2 separate regions of the Homo sapiens genome follow, and region 2 is linked to region 1. Evidence: read pairs that join two places in POLR2A ChIA-PET (ENCODE). Cell type or tissue: GM12878. All regions are shown on one strand. Each heading gives the region's core, and the rest is flanking DNA. Links, peaks and the distances in the headings are about the cores only.

Region 1 (6,096 bases), core at 695-4,694:
GAAAGCTCTAGACTTACATGGTCCTCATGACCAGTAACCCTAGCAAAAAGAGTGTCTCTTTCCTGACAGCTCCAGGAAAAGTCTTTCGTAGGATTCTGAACAGCCCTGTTTGTGTTGTGTTCCCAGCTCTGGACCAATGAATATGAACAAAGGAATGAGGCATTCTGACTGGCTAGCCAATTCCCCTCCCATGGGCAGGGGAATTAAATCTATGTGATTAACAGTCGCACCAGGAAAGCATCATTATTCAGGGGCAGCTTCAGAAAGGAAAAGAGCTAGGCAGACAAAAAAAAAAATGTCTTTATAATGATATAATTCCATATACAAACCAATTGTTCAGAAGCCCAGCTACTCCTCAGGCTAACACTTAAGAAAAACATTCTCTTCTAGGGCTCCAATGACACACCTATATAAATATTTTATACAGCTGTTTCTAATTTTTTTTTTTGAGATAGTGTTGCTCTATTGTCCAGGCTGGAGTGCAGTGGTGTGATCTCAGCTCACTGCAACCTCCAGCTCACTGCAACCTCCATCTCTAGGGCTTACGCGATTCTCCCACCTCAGCCTCCCCAGTAGCTGGGACTACAAGTGCGCACCACCATGACCAGCTAATTTTTGTATTTTTTTGTAGAGATGGGGTTTTGCCATGTTGCCCAGGCTCATCTCAAACTGCTGAGCTCAAGCGATCCACCTGCTTCAGCCTCCCAAGGAGCTGGGATTACAGGCATGAGCCACTGTGCCTGGCCTCGAATACATTTTCAGTATAGACTAGTGGCATAATGCCAATGTGGTCTGATATTTTTTAAAAAAATTCTGTGAGGAACCAGAGCAATACAATCCAAATACACAACATTGTGATTTTAAAGGATAAAATTTTTCATCTGCACAGGAATGGGTGGATTGAATATTTTCGTCACAACTCTTGGTTGTAGGGGAAAAAATATCCAATCAAACCAGTGTAGCCAGTTTACCGAAAGACGTAAACTAGAGAACAAATAAGAAATAGTATTTTGCTCCCACCTGTGTCTTCAACTGTGCCATGTGAAACTCTCTTCCCTTGTCTTTTTTTTTTTTTTTTTTTTTGAGATGAAGTCTCGCTCTGCTGCCCAAGCTGGAGTGCAGTGGTACAATCTCAGCTTGTGGCAACCTCTGCCTCCTGGGTTCAAGCGATTCTCCTGCCTCAGTCTCCCGAGGAGCTGGGATTACAGGCACGCGGCACCACGCCCAGCTAACTTTTTTTTTCTTTTTTTTTGAGACAGGGTCTCGCTCTATCATCCAGGCTGGAGTGCAGTGGCGCGATCTCGGCTCACTGCAACCTCCGCCTCCTGGGTTCAAGCGATTCTCCTGCCTCAACCTCCCGAGTAGCTGAGACTACAGGCGCGTGCCACTATGCCTGGCTAATTTTTTGTCTTTTTAGTAGAGACGGGGTTTCACTATGTTAGCCAGGATGGTCTTGATCTCCTGACCTCGTGATCCGCCTGCCTCAGCCTCCCAAAGTGCTGGGATTACAGGCGTGAGCCACACGGCTAATTTTTGTATTTTTAGTAGAGACGGGGTTTCACCATGTTGGCTAGGCTGGTCTTGAACTCCTGACCTCAGGTGATCCGCCAGCCTCGGCCTCCCAAAGTGCTGGGATTACAGGCGTGAGCCACAGCGCCCAGCCCCTTCCCTTGTCTTGACCACATCTCAAGGCAGATCCTACAGCTTTTTGGTCTCTCTCAGGTATAAAAAGGTCCAGGCTAATCTAATCTGAAACTTCTTTCTCACATCCATTTTTAAACAGCCTTATTAAGATGAAATTACATGCAATTCAACCGCTTGAAGTGTACAAGTCAATGGTTTTTAGCATATTCACAGAGTTGTGCAACCACTGCCACAACCAATTTGGGAACATTTTTATTACCCACCAAAAACATCGACAACAACAACAACAACAACAAAGCCAACATCCAATTTAAAGCTTCTCTCCTGTTCGAGAACAGCCTGGCCAGCACGGTGAAGACCCATCTCTACTAAAATCACAAAATTTGCTGGGTGTGGTGGCACGTGCCTGTAGTCCCAGCTACTCAGGAGGCTGGGGCAGGGGAATCGCTTGAACCCGGGAGGCAGAGGTGGCAGTAAGCCGAGATTGTGCCATTGCACTCCAGCCTGGGTGACAGAGTGACTTTGTCTCAAAAAAAAAAAAAAGGAAAAATAGTAGAGTAGAGATGTTCTTAAACTGCCTAAAATGTCGCTGAGGCTGCATATGCTTTATTTATATTTATTTGTTTATGTATTTATTTGTAGAGATGGGACCTTGCTATGTTTCTCAGGCTGGTCTGGAAGTCCTGGCCTCAGGAGATCCTCCCACCTTAGCCTCCCAAGTCACTGGGACTGCAGGCTCGTGCCACCATGCCTAGCACTGTTTTAGTTTTTAGATGCCATACACGTTTGTTTTTGTGGTAATTCTTAGCAAGAACTTTTTTAAAAGATGGGTCGCAGTCCTGTATGAAACCCACACAATCGTTCAGTGCTAACCGCTGGCAAGTTAGTTAACACCTCTAGACCACAACCACATGGCTGTGTAGTAGAGTGGTCACATGCATGTCGTGGACTCTGGATCTAGCTACCTGGGTGCACAGGACTTAAGTGCTCCGTCCCTCAGTTTCCCCATCTGTGAAATGGGGATGACTGAGCTAATACCACCTGCCTCACAGTTTGCAGCAGGGATTCGATGAGTGAACACTTGGACGGTGCCTGGAATAGTGCCTGGTTCCTAGGCAGCGTCCTGTGAGTGTTAAATAAAATATCTTTTCATGCTGATTTTCCTTTCTGCTTTGACATGCTGAGATTCTGTTTTAGCTGCAGGATGGTTTGAGTATGGCTTTGGTTTTCTATTAAAGCTTCTTTGATCTCTTAGCTCAACCATTTCAACAAAGCATATGGTCTCTGCTTGCAGGGGATCTTGTGTGGGTGCATTTTCTGGTGCTCTTTGATAAGGAGTGGGGTATGAACATTTGGTTTGGGCATGACAGCTTAATGACTTTCCACAATAACTTCTTATATCAAAGATTATTTCCCTTAAGCCTGGGAGTTGAAACAATATATTTTGCTAGAAAATAAATAAGCTTGGAAGGAGGAAATGAGAATTTCATTATGACTTGCGATGCTTTTGCCTTTTAAAATTTCATGACATGTGCTTTCATTAAGTAAAAATATCCCTCCTTCAAAAAAAAAAAAAAAAGCTTCTCTCCTTTATTGGCTCAGGGACCAGTTACTTCTGGGGAACAAAGTCTCATTACTTTTTATCATTTTTCCTTGTTATTCAATTCCTCCTTCCCTAATTCCAGGATTCGAGCAGGGAGGTGAGAACCTGGAGAAGGGGTACAAAAGTAATTTTGCTGGCTCAGGGACCAATGATGAATTTTTCAGTATGTGGGACTTCCAATGCAAAAACCGGAAAAGTTCCAAGCAAACAAGGATGGCTGGCCACCTTATGAACTGGTGCTGTTTGTAAATCACTCTTGCTTGATCAAAGGCTAACCATAAACGTTTTCAATGGGCCAGGTGCGGTGGCTCACGCCTGTAATCCCAGCACTTTGGGAAGCTGAGGCGGGTGGATCACGAGGTCAGGAGTTTGAGACCAGCCTGCCCAACATGGTGAAACCCCGTCTCTACTAAAAATACAAAAATTAGCTGGGTGTGGTGGCGTGCGCTTGTAATCCCAGCTACTCTGGAGACTGAGGCAGGAGAATCATTTAAACCCGGGAGGCAGAGGTTGCAGTGAGCCGAGATCACGCCACTGCACTCCAGCCTGGGCGACAGAGCAAGACTCTGTCTTGGAAAAAAAAAAAAAGAGTTTTCAATATTTCAGCTGCTTTCCAAGTGGTCCAACCTGTATTCTGTCCTTCAGCAGTATAATTTCCCACTAGTAATGTTAAGTTTGATTACTGGGTTAAGGTGAAAACAACCAGATAGTCAATTATGACATTTTCTATTTTTATGACTAGCAAGTAACCTATAGGGTGATATTTTGGCACTGTGGATATTCAGCTCCCATTCAACATTTACCAAACGGTTTTAGCATTGGTAATCTTTGACTGATTTATTTCATTTGGAGTTAGTTACAAAACTGTTTTCTAATTCTAAGAGATAAATAATGTTGCTATGAACATTCATGTACCAAGTTTTCGTGAGGACATATGTTTTCAATTCTCTGGGAGTACATACCTAGGAGTGGAATTGCTGGGTCATATGGCAACTCTGTGTTGAACATTTTGAGTAATTCCCAGACTGTTTTACCAAGGAGTGGCACCATTTTACATTCCCATCAGTGGCATATGAAGGTTACAGTTCCTTCACATTCTATCCAACACTTGATATGGTCAGACTTTTGGCTTACAGTAATCCTAGCGGGTATGAAGTGGTATCTCATTGTGGTTTTGATTTGCATTTCCCTAATGACTAATGATGTGCATTTTTTTTTTTTTTGAGATGGAGTCTTGCTCTGTTGCCCAGGCTGTAGTGCAGTGGCGCAATCTCGGCTCACTGCAAGCTCCGCCTCCCGAATGATGTGCATTTTTTCATGTACTTGTTGGTCAGTTGTATACCTTCTTTGGAGAAATGGTTATTTTCTTTTTTTTTTTTTTTTTTTGAGACAGGGTCTCGCTCTGTCGCCCGGGCTGGAATGCAGTGGCACGATCTCGGCTCACTGTAAGCTCCGCCTCCCACGTTCACGCCATTCTCCTGCCTCAGCCTCCGGAGTAGCTGGGACCACAGGCGCCCGCCACCACGCCCGGCTAATTTTTTGTATTTTTAGTAGAGACGGGGTTTCACCATGTTAGCCAGGATGGGAAATGGTTATTGTTTATTGTTGAGTTGTAAGTGTTCTTTGCATATTCTAGATACAAGACCCCATTGTATATATGATTCGCAGATTTTCTTCCATTCTGAGGGTTGTCTTTTCACTTTATTGATGCCACTTTGAAGCATAAAAGTTTCCAACTTTGATAAAATCCAATTTATCCAATTTTTTTCTTTTGTCATTCATGCTTTTGATGTTATGTCTAAGAAGGCTTTGCCTAACCCAAAGGTCACAAAGATTTACCCGTTTTCTTCTAAAAGGTTTTTTAGTTCTTAAATTTAGGTTATGACCCTTTGAGTTAATTTTTGCATTTGGTGTAAGGTAAGGGTCCAACTTTATTCTTTTGCATGTGGATATCCAGTTGTCTAAGCATCATTTGTTAAAAAGACCATTCTTTCCCCCACTGAATTGTCTTGGAATCCTAGTCAAAAATCAATGGACTATAATGTAAGTGCTTATTTCTGGACTTTCAATTGTATCCTATTGAGCTATATAATTATCTTTATGCCAGTACTACATGGCCTTGATTACCATAGCTTTGTAGTAAGTTTTGAAATCAGGAAGTATGTCATCAAATGTTGTTCTTCTTTTTCAAGATTTTCTGGCTATCCTGGGGCATTTGCGTTTCCAGATGGATTTTAGGATCAATTTGTCAACTTTTACACAAAAAGGCAGTTGGAATTCTGCTAGCAATTACATTGACTCCGTAGATCAATTGAAGAGTGTTGGAATCTTAAAAGTAGTAAGTTTACCAATCTATGAACATGGGATGTCTTTCCATTTATTTCTTCATTGTTAAGTCTTTTAAAATTTCTTTCAACAATGTTTTGTAGTTTTCAGTATACTGTCTTACACTTTTTTTTTTTTTTTTTGAGACTGAGCCTTGCTCTGTTGCCTGGGCTGGAGTGCAGTGGTGCGATCTTGGCTCACTGCAACCTCTGCCTCCCAGGTTCAAGTGATTCTCTTTTCTTAGCCTCCCAAGTAGCTGGGATTACAGGTGCCCACCACCACACCTGGCTAATTTTTGTATTTTTAATACAGACAGAGTTTCACCATGTTGGCCAGACTGGTCTGGAACTCCTGACCTCACATCATCCACCCGTCGCGGCCTCCCAGAGTGCTGGGGTTACAGGTGTGAGCCACTGCATCTGGCCTGTCTTACGCTTCTTTGATTACATTTATTCCTAAGCATTTTATCTTTTTGATGCTATTATAAACTGAACTTTTATTAACTGCATTTTAGGATTGTTTGT
Region 2 (6,096 bases), core at 1,320-5,319, 390 kb before region 1:
TTTATTGAATAGTTTATTATTTCCTCTACTTATTTCTAATGCCATATCCATCATATAATAAGATACTATACATAATTTATTCTGATGCCATAATCTATTATTTTCCAATTTTTTGGTCTCTCCTTCCTCAATATTAATTTGTTTTAATTATTGTAGCTTTTATGTTAAGTCTTGCGATGTGGAGAGTGAGTTGTGTAACTATTTCTCTTACCTGTTAACTATTCCTAACTATATTTAAAATTATCCTGGACTATTCTAGGCCCTTTATTCATCCACATGAATTTTAGAACCAGCTCCTTAAGTTTTGTGAAATATTGTGTTGGGATTTTGATTGGAATTGCATTGAATGTATGCATCAATTTGGAGAAAATTATGATATTGAGTCTTATAAATCTGTTTCTCCATTTAGGAGAGTTGTCTTTTAAAAAGTGTCATAATTTTCTTCTAAAGTTCTTGCACATTTATTAAAGATTTGTTCTTATATACCTTTATTTTTTTATTGACTTTTTTAAAGGCACATTTTCTAATGGGTTTTGTATAAGTATGCTGTTGATTTTTTTATTTAGCAATATTGCTGAAGATGCTCTTATTTCTAATAGTCGCTTAGATTTCCCATGAACAATCATATGGTCTTCAGACAATAGGTCCTTATCTTCACATAAGGACAATTTTATTTTTCTTCTAAGTCACATACTTTTTATTTCTTCCTGTCTTACTGCTTTAGGCTATGACTTCTAAGTACAGTGTAGAAAAGAAAGTGACAAGTATTCTTGTCCTTAACTTTAAATAGTCCCAGTGACATTTGCTGTACTTAACACTGGTTAATAAAGTTTCAATCTGTACTTTGCTTGCTGAGAGCTTTCATTTTGAATGGCTGTTAAAACTTTCAGAATTTTTTTGAGACAGGGTCTCGCTTTGCCACCCAGGCTGGAGTACAGTGGTGTAATCACAGTTCACTGCAGCCTCAGCCTCCTAGGCTTAAGTTATTTTCCCACCTCAGCCTCTCGAGTAGCTGAGACTACAAGTGCACGCCACCACACCCAGGTAATTTTTGTATTTTCTGTAGAGACAGGGTTTCACCATGTTGCCCAGGCTGGTCTTGAATTCCTGAGTTCAAGTGATCCACCTGCCTCAGTCTTCCAAAGTGCTAGGATTACAGGTGTGAGCCACTGTGCCCAGTCTGAAAATTTTTTCTACATATATTGAGATGTTTTTAAAGCTGTTAATATGGTAAATTATATTAACAGATTTATCTTTGTGTTTCTGGGACAAACAATCCACTTGGTCATTATATAGGTCATTATATACATTTTTATATAGTTTGCTGATAATTTCTTTAGAATTTTTACCTTTATTTTCATAAATGAGATCAGCTTATAATTTTCTTATACTTTTAGTGTTAGGTTTTTTTGTATCATGGTTATACTATCCCCAAGATGAGTTGAAGAGCATGGCTTCCTTTTCTGTGTTCTATTGTATATCACATCATTATGTATCAGATCTGTATAATTTCATCTTTGTAGGTCTGGTGGAACTCGTAAAAGCCATCTTAGTCTTGTGAGGTTTCTGCTTTTTTTCATTTGCTTTTTGTGGTAACAGTTAATCTATTGATTTAATTCCTGTATTGAGTATAGGTATATTCAGATACATGTTTTCTTTTTAAGCCAGTTTTGGTAATTATATTTTCATAGAAAATTGTTCATTTCATCTGATATTTCAAATTTTGGGGCATAAATTTGTTCGTAGAATTCTCTCATGATTTTTAAAACCTCTACCAAATCTGTGTGCCCCTTTTCATTGCTAATACTGTTTTCTTGTGCCTTTTCTTTTGCTGTATCAATTTTGCCAGAGGTCTGTTTTATTTTATTTATCTTTTCAGAGAATTGGCTTTTGTTTTGGTTTTGTTGATTGTTACTTTGTTTAAATTATATTATTTACACTTTTTAAAAAATATTTCCTTCCATCTTTTTTTTTTTTTTAGTTCATTTGTTCTTTTTTAACTTCTTGAGTTGGATAGTTAAGTTTAAGTCTTTTCTAGTGGAAACATGGAAGATTATAAATTTTCTTCTAAGGATTGCTTTAGCTATGTTTCACAGGTTTTGAAATGTACTTTGTATATTGGTGTTCAGTTTTAATTCTAAACCTTTTCCTTCTAATTTCTTCTTTGGCTCATGAATTATTAAAAGTATATGCTTCAATTTCTGGTTTAGTGGGTTTTGAGGGGCTACCTTTTTATTGTTGATTTCCAGTGTTACTACATTGTAGTCAGAAAATAAGACCTGTTATATGGATTCTTAAATATTTATTGAAAATTGCTTTGTGGCCTACCTGTACACGGTCCTTTTTTGTAAATGTCTGTGTGCTTGAAAAGATTGAATCTGTGTTCTCTGGTTGTTGGATGCAGGTTTCTTTATATACTCATTTGGTCAGGCTTATGAATTGTGTTGTTCACATCTTCTGTATTCTTCTAATTTTTGCCTTCTTGACCTATCAATTACTGAGAAGGATGTGTTAAAATTTCCCACTATGACCATGGGTTTGTTGACTTGTAATTTTTTTCTTTATATATTTTGGGACTATATCATTAAGAACATTCAGGTTCAGGATTGTTATATCTCCCTGGAGAATTGCTTCTGTTTTGTAATAATCTTTATCCCTAGATATGTTTTTAACTTAAGAGCTATTTTGCCTGATAATATAGCTATACCAGATTTTTCTTGGTTAGTTATTTTCTTGGTGTACCTTTTCCCATTCTTTTACTTTCAACTTTTCTATGTCATTATGTTTTAGGTGTGTCTCTTGTAAACAGCATATAGCTGGATTTTGTAATCTTATCCAATGTGAGAATCTGTCTTTTAACTGGTGAGTTTAGTCTTTTTATATTTATTGTGGTTACTGCTATATTTGGATGTGTTTGTATCATTTGATTATGTGCTATTTACCATGCATTTTTCTCTGCTTCTTTTTCCCTTTTCTGATTGGTATTGAATTGATTGAATTTTCTTTTCTTTTCTTCCTTTTACTTGATTGGAAGTTTTACATTCCATTGCTGGAATGTATAACTAGTTGTTAATCATTCTATCCTCTTCTTGAACAGTACCTTAGAATGCTTTAACTCTTATCACTGTCCTCCAGTCTTACATTTTATTATTGCGTAGTATTTTAGTTTCATGTTGTCTTTATCCTCCCATCAATTATGATCATTATGATTAATCCTTACAGTAAACACTTATTTTGATTGACATGTGTTGAGTAATGTTTTTTCCTCTCCATTGTTTCTGGTGATTTTTTTTTTCTAGTAATTTTTTTTTCAGTGAAGACTAAGGAGTGAAAGTTATCTTCGGTCCTCCTTGGTCTGAAAATGCTTTTATTTTATCCTTGAATGGTAATTTAGCCTACAATTCTAAACCAAGCTAATTTTTCCTTATCAATATGGCAGTATTATTTCAATTTTGTTTGGCTGCTTGCACCTATTTACAAGTATGTTGTTAGTCCAGTTGTTCCTTTTGAGTAATCAGCCTTTCTTCTCTTTTTGCTTTTAACATGTTTCTGTCTGTATTTGGGTGTTCTTCAGTTTCACTGTGATGTGGCTAGGTAGAGAAGAGGTTACTTCTTAACTGGGCTGGTTGGTAGAGTGTTTTAGTTCCCCTTTCATTAGAGTTGCAGCCCTCTAGAGGTCTCAGTTTTATGCAAGGGTCTTAGTCCTAATATCACAAGGCCTCATCTCCTGGTCTTGCATGGGTAAAAACCCAGGTCCCACTCCCTTCTTGTCTAATAACCACCCCAGGGACACCACCATACAGGCTCTCGGCTCCCCCTTGGCTTAAGTTACTTGAGGATCTCTCATTCTTTCTTACAACTCAGCCATGCATTAAAAAACAAATTTGCTATATTTCATCTAGCATTTTAAGAGGTTGTTAGCTAAAGGGTTTTCTCTCTGGCCTTTTGGCCTTTTGCACCATTTTTCTAGAAGTCTGGTCGTGCTTTTTATTGATTTATTCCCACATGACAGAGCTTTGTTGAATGAGATTACCACAACAGTCCCCCTATGTTGAGGTAACATCCTTTGGGTTCTAGCTGCAGGCTTCAGATCCCTCACCTTTTATTCATGTTTTATCTTGAGTTTCTGCTTACAGTTCAATTTCTAGCCCCATTGAACATAGTAGTTTAGTTTTTGGATGGTGTAATATAGATTGATTTTACATTGGTGGAGAAAGAGGGAATTATCTCCTGGAGCAGTTCGTAAAGCATACTGTTTTATGGAAAGAAAAAAATCACTTGGAAGTTTTCTTTCCATTATGTACTTTTTCTAGGGGTCAGAGATAAGATGTCCTAAAATACCCATCTTCTTTGACTGAAAAGGAGAATTGAGAATGTTCTTTAAGAATAGCAGTGATTGAATGTAAAGTGTAATTCAAGTCTTTCTTCCTTGTCCTGGGTCATTTGGGTAGGCCAGAGGTTTATTAAGGGTGTTGAGTTTCCTCTGCATGTACTTGCTTGCCACACCAACATGTTCACTCCCAATGCTTGTTTTCACCTTCTCAAATGAATCACCCTGCTTTCTGCTTTATTTCCCTACAGCAGTTGGAATACTCCTCTTCTGATACCATTTTCATCCTGTCATTTCCCTAATGGTAACTTAACAGTAGATCCTGAGTATAGTAAAACTAAGCTCCTTAGCCTGTCACTCAAGACAGAGGTCTCCTAGCCCTCTTTCTCTTCTTATTTTATGTTGTCTTCGCTTGTTGGCTGGTTCCATATCACCTCTCCATTGTGACTTGTTCATTTGTGCCTTCTTGTCTTTCTTTTTTTTGTTTTTGTTTTTGTTTTTGAGGCAGGGCCTCACTCTGTCACGCTGGCTGGAGTGCAGTGGCATGATCATGGCTCACTGTAGCCTTGACCTCCCAGGCTCAAGAGATCCTCTTGCCTCAGCCTCCTGTGTAGCTGGGACTATAGGCACGCACCATCATGCTTGGCTAATTTTATAAATTTTTTCTAGAGATGGAGGTCTCACTGTGTTGCTTAAGCTGGTCTTGAACTCTTGGGCTTAAGAGATCCTCCTGCCTCAGCCTCCCAAAGTGCTGGGGTTACAGGCGTGAATCACCATGACTGGCCCTTCTTGTCTTTCTCTGTGCTTCCTGGCATGTCTTCTTAGGTCATATCCATTATTTCCTTTAAGATTACTTCCAGAAGGTCTTCCTTGGTTTAACTTATGTCACTCATTCTTTCTTTCTCCTGCCACATTAATTGTCCTGTGTTGCCATGCATTTATGTTGCTCTGTTTTTGTTCTGTGGTACTTTCATAAAGTATCTTTTTTTCCCATTAGCTTGTGGACCGTTGCTACAGAGTTGCATGAAGGACTGGCACTTTAACCTTTTTTTACTCCTTCTTCCCACAAAACTAGCACTGTCAAAATAGAACAGTAAATTAGGAAATAAATTCCCTTTTTTCCTTTGAGTAGTTTACAGTCTGACTAGATAAAACTTAGTGAAACAATTAGCACATAAAACTTTCTGTAATTAAATGTTAGACTGTGTGCTGCTGGTTCGAAGTGCCTCAGGTACTGTAGAAATGGTTTTGAATGTGTCTTCTTATGTTGTATGATTATAGAAGCAGAGAAGATTGCACAAGTGGCAAAAATTCGGTTTCAGCAGAAAGTGATGGAAAAAGAAACTGAAAAGCGCATTTCTGAAATCGAAGGTACATTGTGGGGAGAGGATGAAGCTCTGCCTGTCCCGAACTGCCTCCTCTCTGCTCCAGGGTTCAGGCCTTTGATTGTGGTGGGTGAGAAGGCCATAGACAGAATAATCTGGTCTGGAGGAAATAGCTGGCCTGATAGTCTAAATAAATTTTTTTAAATTGCTATCACATTTCCAGCTTTTGGGTTTGTTTGTGACTGTGGGTAGCTCAGCTTTCCTTTTCTTCCTTAAATTGGGGCTTATTAGCTACCACTTTATTTTCAGGCAGACAAGGTATGAAAATTACCCATAATCAATAGTAAAGAATATACAAGATAATAAACCCCATCTCTGGCCGGGCGCCGTGGCTCACGCCTGTAATCCCAGCACTTTGGGAGGCCGAGGCGGGCGGATCAC

The links. Peaks named below come from ENCODE experiments on the same cell type or tissue, not always from the same donor. Only the 100,000 strongest peaks of a DNase experiment are listed, where the experiment ranks them.
Region 2: POLR2A ChIA-PET joins it to region 1 with 10 read pairs; 1 of 35 experiments calls an interaction of 5 or more read pairs at or near these places.

Annotation. Positions count from the first base shown.
Region 1 is chr10:99,762,935-99,769,030 of GRCh38, reverse strand. No RefSeq gene overlaps it. Among named protein-coding and RNA genes, the nearest start is that of ABCC2, 17 kb to the left of the region's middle. RefSeq lists a silencer at 2,463-2,512. In GM12878, for the core only: no CTCF peak of the experiment used is centred there; DNase peaks (open chromatin) are centred at 2,520 and 3,080; H3K4me3 peaks cover 363 bases.
Region 2 is chr10:100,155,750-100,161,845 of GRCh38, reverse strand. It overlaps ERLIN1 (ER lipid raft associated 1), which reads left to right. Exons shown (of 11, transcript NM_006459.4): 9 at 5,612-5,701. Among named protein-coding and RNA genes, the nearest start is that of ERLIN1, 27 kb to the left of the region's middle. RefSeq lists a silencer at 3,438-3,487 and an enhancer at 5,544-5,593. In GM12878, for the core only: a CTCF peak has its summit at 3,681 (motif pointing left); a DNase peak (open chromatin) is centred at 3,615; H3K4me3 peaks cover 210 bases; H3K27ac peaks cover 1,941 bases.